Linked DNA regions of Homo sapiens: region 2 is linked to region 1. Evidence: chromatin contacts called from ENCODE Hi-C or POLR2A ChIA-PET data. All regions are on one chromosome and are shown on one strand. Each heading gives the region's core, a stretch centred on a gene start or an enhancer-like site at or near the end of the contact. The rest is flanking DNA. Distances are from core to core; before and after follow the strand shown. Region 1 holds the start of L3MBTL2 (L3MBTL histone methyl-lysine binding protein 2). Region 2 holds the start of CYB5R3 (cytochrome b5 reductase 3).

The links. Hi-C counts contacts between places; a loop is a spot of excess contacts on that map. ChIA-PET counts read pairs that join two places held with the same protein, here RNA polymerase II (POLR2A). Pooled maps may share reads with other maps.
Region 2: a loop to region 1 is called in a pooled map, with 6 times the contacts of the local background. The contact joins the promoter of CYB5R3 here to the promoter of L3MBTL2 in region 1. A Hi-C loop is called at or near these places in 1 of 50 pooled maps. POLR2A ChIA-PET finds 5 or more read pairs at or near these places in 2 of 52 experiments (CD8-positive, alpha-beta memory T cell and WTC11).

The regions. Positions count from the first base shown.
Region 1 is chr22:41,203,589-41,207,220 of GRCh38, forward strand. It overlaps L3MBTL2 (L3MBTL histone methyl-lysine binding protein 2), which reads left to right and starts at 1,724. Exons shown (of 17, transcript NM_031488.5): 1 at 1,724-1,798. The coding sequence starts at 1,775. RefSeq lists an enhancer at 2,568-3,068.
Region 2 is chr22:42,647,741-42,651,372 of GRCh38, forward strand. It overlaps CYB5R3 (cytochrome b5 reductase 3), which reads right to left and starts at 1,652. Exons shown (of 9, transcript NM_000398.7): 1 at 1,555-1,652. The coding sequence starts at 1,575. RefSeq lists silencers at 1,163-1,512, 1,533-1,722, 2,033-2,132 and an enhancer at 1,827-2,640.

The sequences.
Region 1 (3,632 bases), core at 474-2,973:
CGTCATCACACCCAGCTAATAGTTGTATTTTTAGTAGAGATAGGGTTTCATCATCTTGGCCAGGCTGGTCTCGATCTCCTGACCTTGTGATCTGTCCATCTTGGCCTCCCAAAGTGCTGGGATTACAGGCGTGATCCACTGCACCCGGCCAGGTCAATGAGTTTTAAAGATCACCTGTGTGTATTAAAGGTGAAGATTTAAAAAGGGTGACCACAGGAGGTGGAGGTTGCAGTGAGTGGAGATCCCACTGCATTCCAGCCTGGGCGACAGGGGAGACTCCATCTCAATCAATCAATCAATCAATAAAAGAAAGAAAGAAAGGGTGACCAGTTGAAGGGCTGCTGCAATGGGCCGGTGGCTTGTATTAGAGTGGTAGTGGTGGAGGAAATACAGGATATATTTTGGAGGTAGAAAAACCAACACGTTGACAGCATGGATACAGGGGTTTAGGGTGGAAGGGGTTGAAGGAAAGAAAGACCTCTAGGAAGAGTTTGACATCTCCACGGCGGACTTCAAATTTAGGCATATATTTTATATGTATTCAGCCTCCACATATTGCATTTAGAGTCTCAATTAATTCACTGGGACACGGCATGGCATAGGGAAGGAATCTGTACTAAATTTGGAATCCCAATCCTGTGTGATCTTGGAAAGTGCCTAAACCTGAAGTGGTGAAGAGCCACCACTTCCTCTTCTTTCAAACGGTGATAGGATGTCTAAGGGTTTGAAAAGATGTTTGCAAAGCTCCACAACAGCACCTAGAACTCAGGGTGTCTAAGGAGGTTGTGGGAAACCCTAACGGGATGAGGCAGAGAGCCTCAGATTCGAGGTTTTTACCCAGGAGAGAGTGGTGAAGGAGGAATGTTGTAAGATTTTGAGCAGGCTGGACATTTACAGTATTGAGAAAAAGAATATTCCAGTTTCAGCCGGGCGCGGTGGTTCACGCCTGTAATCCCAGCACTTTGGGAGGCCGAGGCGGGTGGATCCCGAGGTCAGGAGTTCAAGACCAGCCTGGTGAAACCCCGTCTCTACTAAAAAATACAAAAATTAGCCGGGCTTGGTGGTGGGCGCCTGTAGTCCCAGTTACTTGGGAGGCTGAGGCAGGAGAATCGCTTGAACCTGGCAGGCGTAGGTTGCAGTGAACCGAGATCGCGCCACGGCACTCCAGCCTGGGCGACAGGGCAAGACTTCGTCTCAAGAAAACACACACACACACACACACACACACACACACACACACACACACACACACAGAGTATTCCAGTTTCTTCCTTTTTTTTTTCTTTTTAATCTGGAGTAGTCCAGTTTCTGCCTGAGTTGGAAATGAGTCCCTCTGCTATGCATCCCAGCAAAAGGGCACCTTAAATATCTAACCCGGGAGAGTACGAGGTTATTCCTGGAGTCTGGAACAGTGACTATCATAGGTGCTCAATAACCGTTTAGGGAAGAATAACATCCAGTGAAGTCAAGAGGTTGGCGTAATTGGAACACTCGGCGTGAGGCGCACCAGGTTTCCAGCGCCCCTGGTTTCCACGTCGCTATGGTAACGACTCACCCTGCACACATGCGAACTACAATTCCCATAACCGCCCGCGGCTTCCCCGCCCACAGGGAGAGAATGGCGGGAGCAGGCACGGAACCGGCTTTTCCTCCTTCCTGCAGCGTGATTGGCCCGCGGCTCAGGGAGGCGACCAATGAGTGCTCTCGCGGAGAGCGACGGGGCAGGCCAATATGGCTTCCTGCACCTGGTGACGCTTGGCGAAACTGAGGTCTCATGGAGAAGCCCCGGAGTATTGAGGTGAGAAGGCGAGGACTTAGCGTGACTGGGAAAGGGAACTCCGAGAGCCTCGCTCCGTGGGCCCTTCTTTAGGGCTTTTAGCGACGCCTGGAGGGTGGAGGGTGGGAGGATGGATAAACTGAGGTAGTTAAACTGAGCCAGGGGCAGAGGCAATTGACGTTACTTTTTGCCCCTCTCCTGCTGGGGCCAACGTTCGGCGAGGAGTTCAGGGAGGAACAGCCGTCCCTGGCCTGGGGGAAAGGGAACTAGGTTTAGGATCTGAGAGCTCCTGAATCTTCCTTATCCTGCTTGTCTCGTGGCTGTGTTGTTTAGGGCTTGTGAGGCCTGTTACATGAGGTGGGAAGTGAAGGGAGATTAAAGTTGGGTGAACATCACTCCTTGTCTGTAACGTTCACGTGCATTATCTTCCAGTACACTCACAGCAATCATGTATTATTCTTTCGTCTTTGTCGTTCAAGCCACTGAGGCTTAGAGGTGGTGCGACACCCCAGGAAGTTACCCCGGCTGGAAAGTGAAGGAGATTGGCACTAAGTCTGTCCGCCTCTGAAACTTTGCCTGTTATGCTTTTCACACTGTACTGCAACCTGGAACCCACTCATCCTTTTTTTTTTTTCTTTCAGACGGAGTCTTGCTCTGTCACCTAGGCTGGAGTGCAGTGGCGCGATCTCGGCTCACTGCAACCTCCGTCTCCCGGGTTCAAGCAATTCTGTCTCCATCTCCCATGTTCCTGGGATTACAGGCATGTGTCACCACACCCGGCTAATTTTTGTATTTTTAGTAGAGACGAGGTTTTGCCATGTTGGTCGGATTGGTCTCGAACTCCTGACCTCAGGTGATCTGTCTGCTTCACCTCGGCCTCCCAAAGTGCTGGGATTACAGGCATGAGCCACTGCACCCCGCCTCATCCTTTAATCATTTGGTTTCTGGGCACCTTATATTTAAGAGACGGGGTGTTCCTATGTTGCCCTGGCTGGAATGCAGTGGTTACTCACAGGCGTGATGACAACGCACTGCAGCCTCTAACTCTTGGGCTCAAGCAATCCTTACACCTCAGCCTCCTAAGTAGCTGGGACTATAGGTGGTCTCTGTCACCCTGCCTGACAAGGGTACCTATATTTGAATTGTTTCCTTGCTGGGTGCGGTGGCTCACGCCTGTAATCCCAGCACTTTGGGAGGCCGAGGCGGGCAGATCACGAGGTCAGGAGATCGAGACCATCCTGGCTAACATGGTGAAACCCCATCTCTACTAAAAATACAAAAAAATTAGCCGGGCGTGGTGGCAGGCACCTGTAGTCCCAGCTACTCGGGAGGCTGAGGCGGGAGAATGGCGTGAACGTGGGAGGCGGAGCTTGCAGTGAGCCGAGATCGGGCCACTGCACCACTGCACTCCAGCCTGGACGACAGAGCGAGACTGTGTCTCAAAAAAAAAAAAAAATTGCTTCCTTTCTAGCATATTTGCATGTGTAGTTGCAAATATAAGGTGGAATAGCTCAAACTTTCTGCAAGGGTAAACGAGAATAATCATGTGGAGAATAAGAATAGCAAGTCACACTTTTAGAGCTGTTACTGACTGCTGGAAATAGAACTAGGTTTTACATATCTTATCTCAATCTTCGTAAGAATTCTCTAAAGAAAGCTTATTACCTCTCTTGTAATGATGACAGCAGCAAGATAAAATACGCACAAAATCACACAGTTAATAAATGTTAGAGCCAGGATTCAAACTCAGGCAAATCAGAGCCTATGCTTTCAACCAGTAAAAATTGGCAACCTTTATTGAGCACTTACTATATGCAAGTCACTATTCTGAGAGCTTTGCCTGTATCGTCTCTTA
Region 2 (3,632 bases), core at 402-2,901, 1.4 Mb after region 1:
CATATTGGCACGTGCCTGTACTCAGGACACTGAGGTAGAAGGATCACTTGTGCCCAAGAGGTTGAGGCTGCAGTGAGCTATGATCGCGCCACTGCACTACTGTCTGGGTGAGAGACTCTTCTCAAAAAAGAAAAAAGAAAAAAGAAATGTATGGAGCAGCCAGGTGCAGGGGACGTGGCCATAAATCCAACCACCAGCTGGAAGGTATGGAACACCACCAAAAACAGCAGGGAAGGGTTGGGTGGAGACCAGGGGAAGCTTTAGAGACACAGGCAGGACATTTCAACAATAAAGGAGGCAGATGCTTTCTGGGGAAAAATGGGCCGGGTGTTGCATGGAGGTTGGGGTGATGCCCACAGGTTCACCCTGGCCAAGGTTGCCTGGGGTCTGAACATCCCGAAGTTCTGGGTTGGGCCACACTTTCCTTAGCAACCACCCAAGCCAAGAGGCCTTTTGCCTGGATCCCCAAGGAGGAGACTCCAGGTCCTCCCCAAGGAGGGAGGACCCAGGTGCCCTCCAAGTGGCAGATGCCAGGCATAGAGGTAGAGGTGGAGGTGGAGGAGCACTGGGCTGATTCCTCCTGTGCCAGCCTCCCCACGCCTAGCGGGTCACAGTTGACAGGAGAGCTGCCCTCTGCAGCCGCAGCCTCCACATGTCCACACAGACTCAAGCCTCCAGCCTCACCATGGTCAACTTTTGAGAAACTGGGGAGAGGAGGTGGCCTGGGGGGAAGGGAAGGTGGCTCTAGGCCAGCCCAGGAGTGACAGCAGCAGAGTGGACTTTGAAACCCCATGGAGCAGGCTCCTTCCGGCGGCAGCGTTGTGGGACGGTGGCCAAGACTAGTTTGCATTTCCCCATCTGTGAAATGGGGCAAACAGCACTGACACCGCAAAGTGTGAGGTCCCCAGCACAGCTTGCAGGGTCAGTGGGAGCCTGGCCTTGATGGGAGCCTGGCCCACTGAGCATTGGGAGGATGCCCCCGTGTCATCCGGGTTCTGTTCCTTGTTGCTAAACGTGCAAAACCCTCTGACATAGTGACATCGCACACACACACACGTTCAGTCGCAGTCAGTGACATCGCCCATTCACATACTCCCGTACACACACACACACCCCATCACACGTTTCCATGCCCGCCCTTCACACCCACGGTCACACTCACACACACATTCACTCTCAAGCCATTCACACGCTCGCTCACACACTCACACTCAGCGGCACACACGCTCACAACCACGGGTCCCTCCAGCAGCCAAGGCCCCACGGCGGCCAGGGCAGGGCCCAGGTGCCCCCGGGTGCTGGGCTCTGGCGCGCCCCCCGGGCAGGAGGGCTGGGTCCCCGCTGCAGACTGCCAGGGCGTAAGTAGCGGTCACCACGTAGCTCGCCCAGGCCCTTGTGGGGTGGGGTGGGGCGCGGCGGGCTGGGCGGGCGAAGTGGGTGCGGCCGGGTGCGGCCCGGGTCCCGCGTCACCTCCCGCAGGCCAGCCCGCCCCCTCGCCGCCGGGTCCCAGTCCCTCGCGACGCCCCGCGGCCCCGGCGCCCCCTCCCCGCCTACCGTGCTGAGCTGGGCCCCCATGGTGGCCCCGCGCCGCGCTCGCTCTGTCGCCGCCGCCGCCGCCGCCGAGACCGTCGCGCCCGGGCCCGCGTCACTCCGGAGCAGGGGCGGGGCCGAGGGGCCAGGCGGGCGCGCGGGGCGGGGCGGGCGCGGGGGCGGGGACCGGGTCGCTCCGCCTGCTTCTGCCGGGGATGGAGACTGGGAACTGGGGATGCGGCCCTCTGCGCTCCGAGCTCTCCCGCCGCTGTGCTGCCCCGCGCGGGACGGTGGCCTCTCTGGGCCTCGTTCGCCGCCATAAAGGAAGCAAGATGGCGCCCCCCGGATGGGAGCGAGAATAAGAGGCGGAATCTTCCCCCGGCCTCCGAGACTGCAGGGGCCGGTCCTGCCTGGCCTGGCCTGGGCCTGTGCCTGCAGCTGCTCAGCGCGGCCCTTCCCCGGGCCTTTGAATTTGTAGTTCCCTGGGCAGCACTGTTCCCAGCTGCCTCGGGCCGGGTTAAATGCTGCGGTCTCAGCACGGCCCGCCCGGAGCCTCCTCGCCGGCGGCGCCTCCGCTCCCCACGCCATTGTCCCACTGTGGAGTGATCTTTGTCCCACTTAGCTGAAGGCCTCCTGCGTGTTTCCCCCACTCCCACCCCATCCCAGTGGACTGTGCGCTCCCGGAGGGCAAGGCCCTATCTGGTTTGAAGTCCCGTACATCCCCAGAGCCTAGCCACACAGAGCCTAGCATATAGTAGGTGCTCAATAAATACCTTTTTTTTTTTTTTTTTTTTTGGTAAAGCAGGGTCTCACTCTTGCCCAGACTGGAATGCAGGAGCCTGATCACAGCTCACTTTAGCCTCAACCTCCCAGGCTCAAGTGTTCCTCCTGCCTCAACCTCCTGAGTAGCTGGGCACATGCCACCACGTCCGGCTAATTGTTTTTTTTTTTGAGACGCAGTTTCGCTCTTGTTGCCCAGGCTGGTATGCATTGACGCGATCTCGGCTCACCGCAAACTCCGCCTCCAGGGTTCAACAGATCCTCCTGCCTCAGCCTCCCGAAATTACAGGCATGTGCCACCACATCTGGCTAACCAGCTAATCTTTTTTTTTTTTTTTTTTTTTTTTTTTTTGAGACAGAGTCTCGCCCTGTCCCCCAGGCTGGAATGCAGTGGCGCCATTTCGGCTCAATGCAAGCTCCGCCTCCAGGGTTCACGCCATTCTCAGCCTCCCGAGTAGCTGGCACTACAGGCACCCCACCGCGCCCGGCTAATTTTTTGTATTTTCAGTAGGGACGGGGTTTCACCGTGTTAGCGAGGATGGTCTCGATCTCCTGACCTCGTGATCCGCCCGCCTCGGCCTCCCAAAGTGCTGGGATTACAGGCGTGAGCCACCGCGCCCGGCCTAATTTTGTATTTTTAGTAGAGACGGTGTTTCAACATGTTGGTGAGGCTGGTCTCGAACTTCCGACCTCAGGTGATCCACCTGCCTCGGCTTCCCAAAGTGCCGGGATTACAGGTGGGAACTACCGCGCCCGGCCATTTTTGCATTTTTTTGTAGAGACGGGTTTCACTATGTTGCCCAGGCTGGTCCGGAACTCCTGGGTTCAAGCCATCCTCCCACCTTGGCCTCCCAAAGTGCTGGGATTATAAGCGTGAGCCACGATGAGCAGCCTAAATACTTGTTGAATGGATGAATTTGACAGACAGTGGGCACCTTCTCTGTGTAGGCTCATGCTGGGCCTTAGCGTCATTCTCTTGCCTTGCTCTCCTGGTAGGGTCTTGGACCCAGATGTGAGCTCCTGGTGCTCTGAGGGGATGGGGTGGGCTGTGTGTTCAGGCAACGTGGCACAGACCAGGCAGAGAAAGGGAGAAGCGCCTTGCTGGCAGGGCCTGGAGGTGGAGACAGGTGAACAGAGGCCTGATGGGCAAGGTTAGAGGGGCTGATACAGCCGAGCTGGGGTGTGATGTGACGTTGGGGAGGCAATGTGGAGCCCCGGGTGGAAAGAACTGGAATGTCAAGGAGAATGGGGAGCCCTGCAGGATCTAGGTAGCTGAGGGAGTGACTCACTGGGTTTATTTACCCAGAGAAGAGATCTCGCTC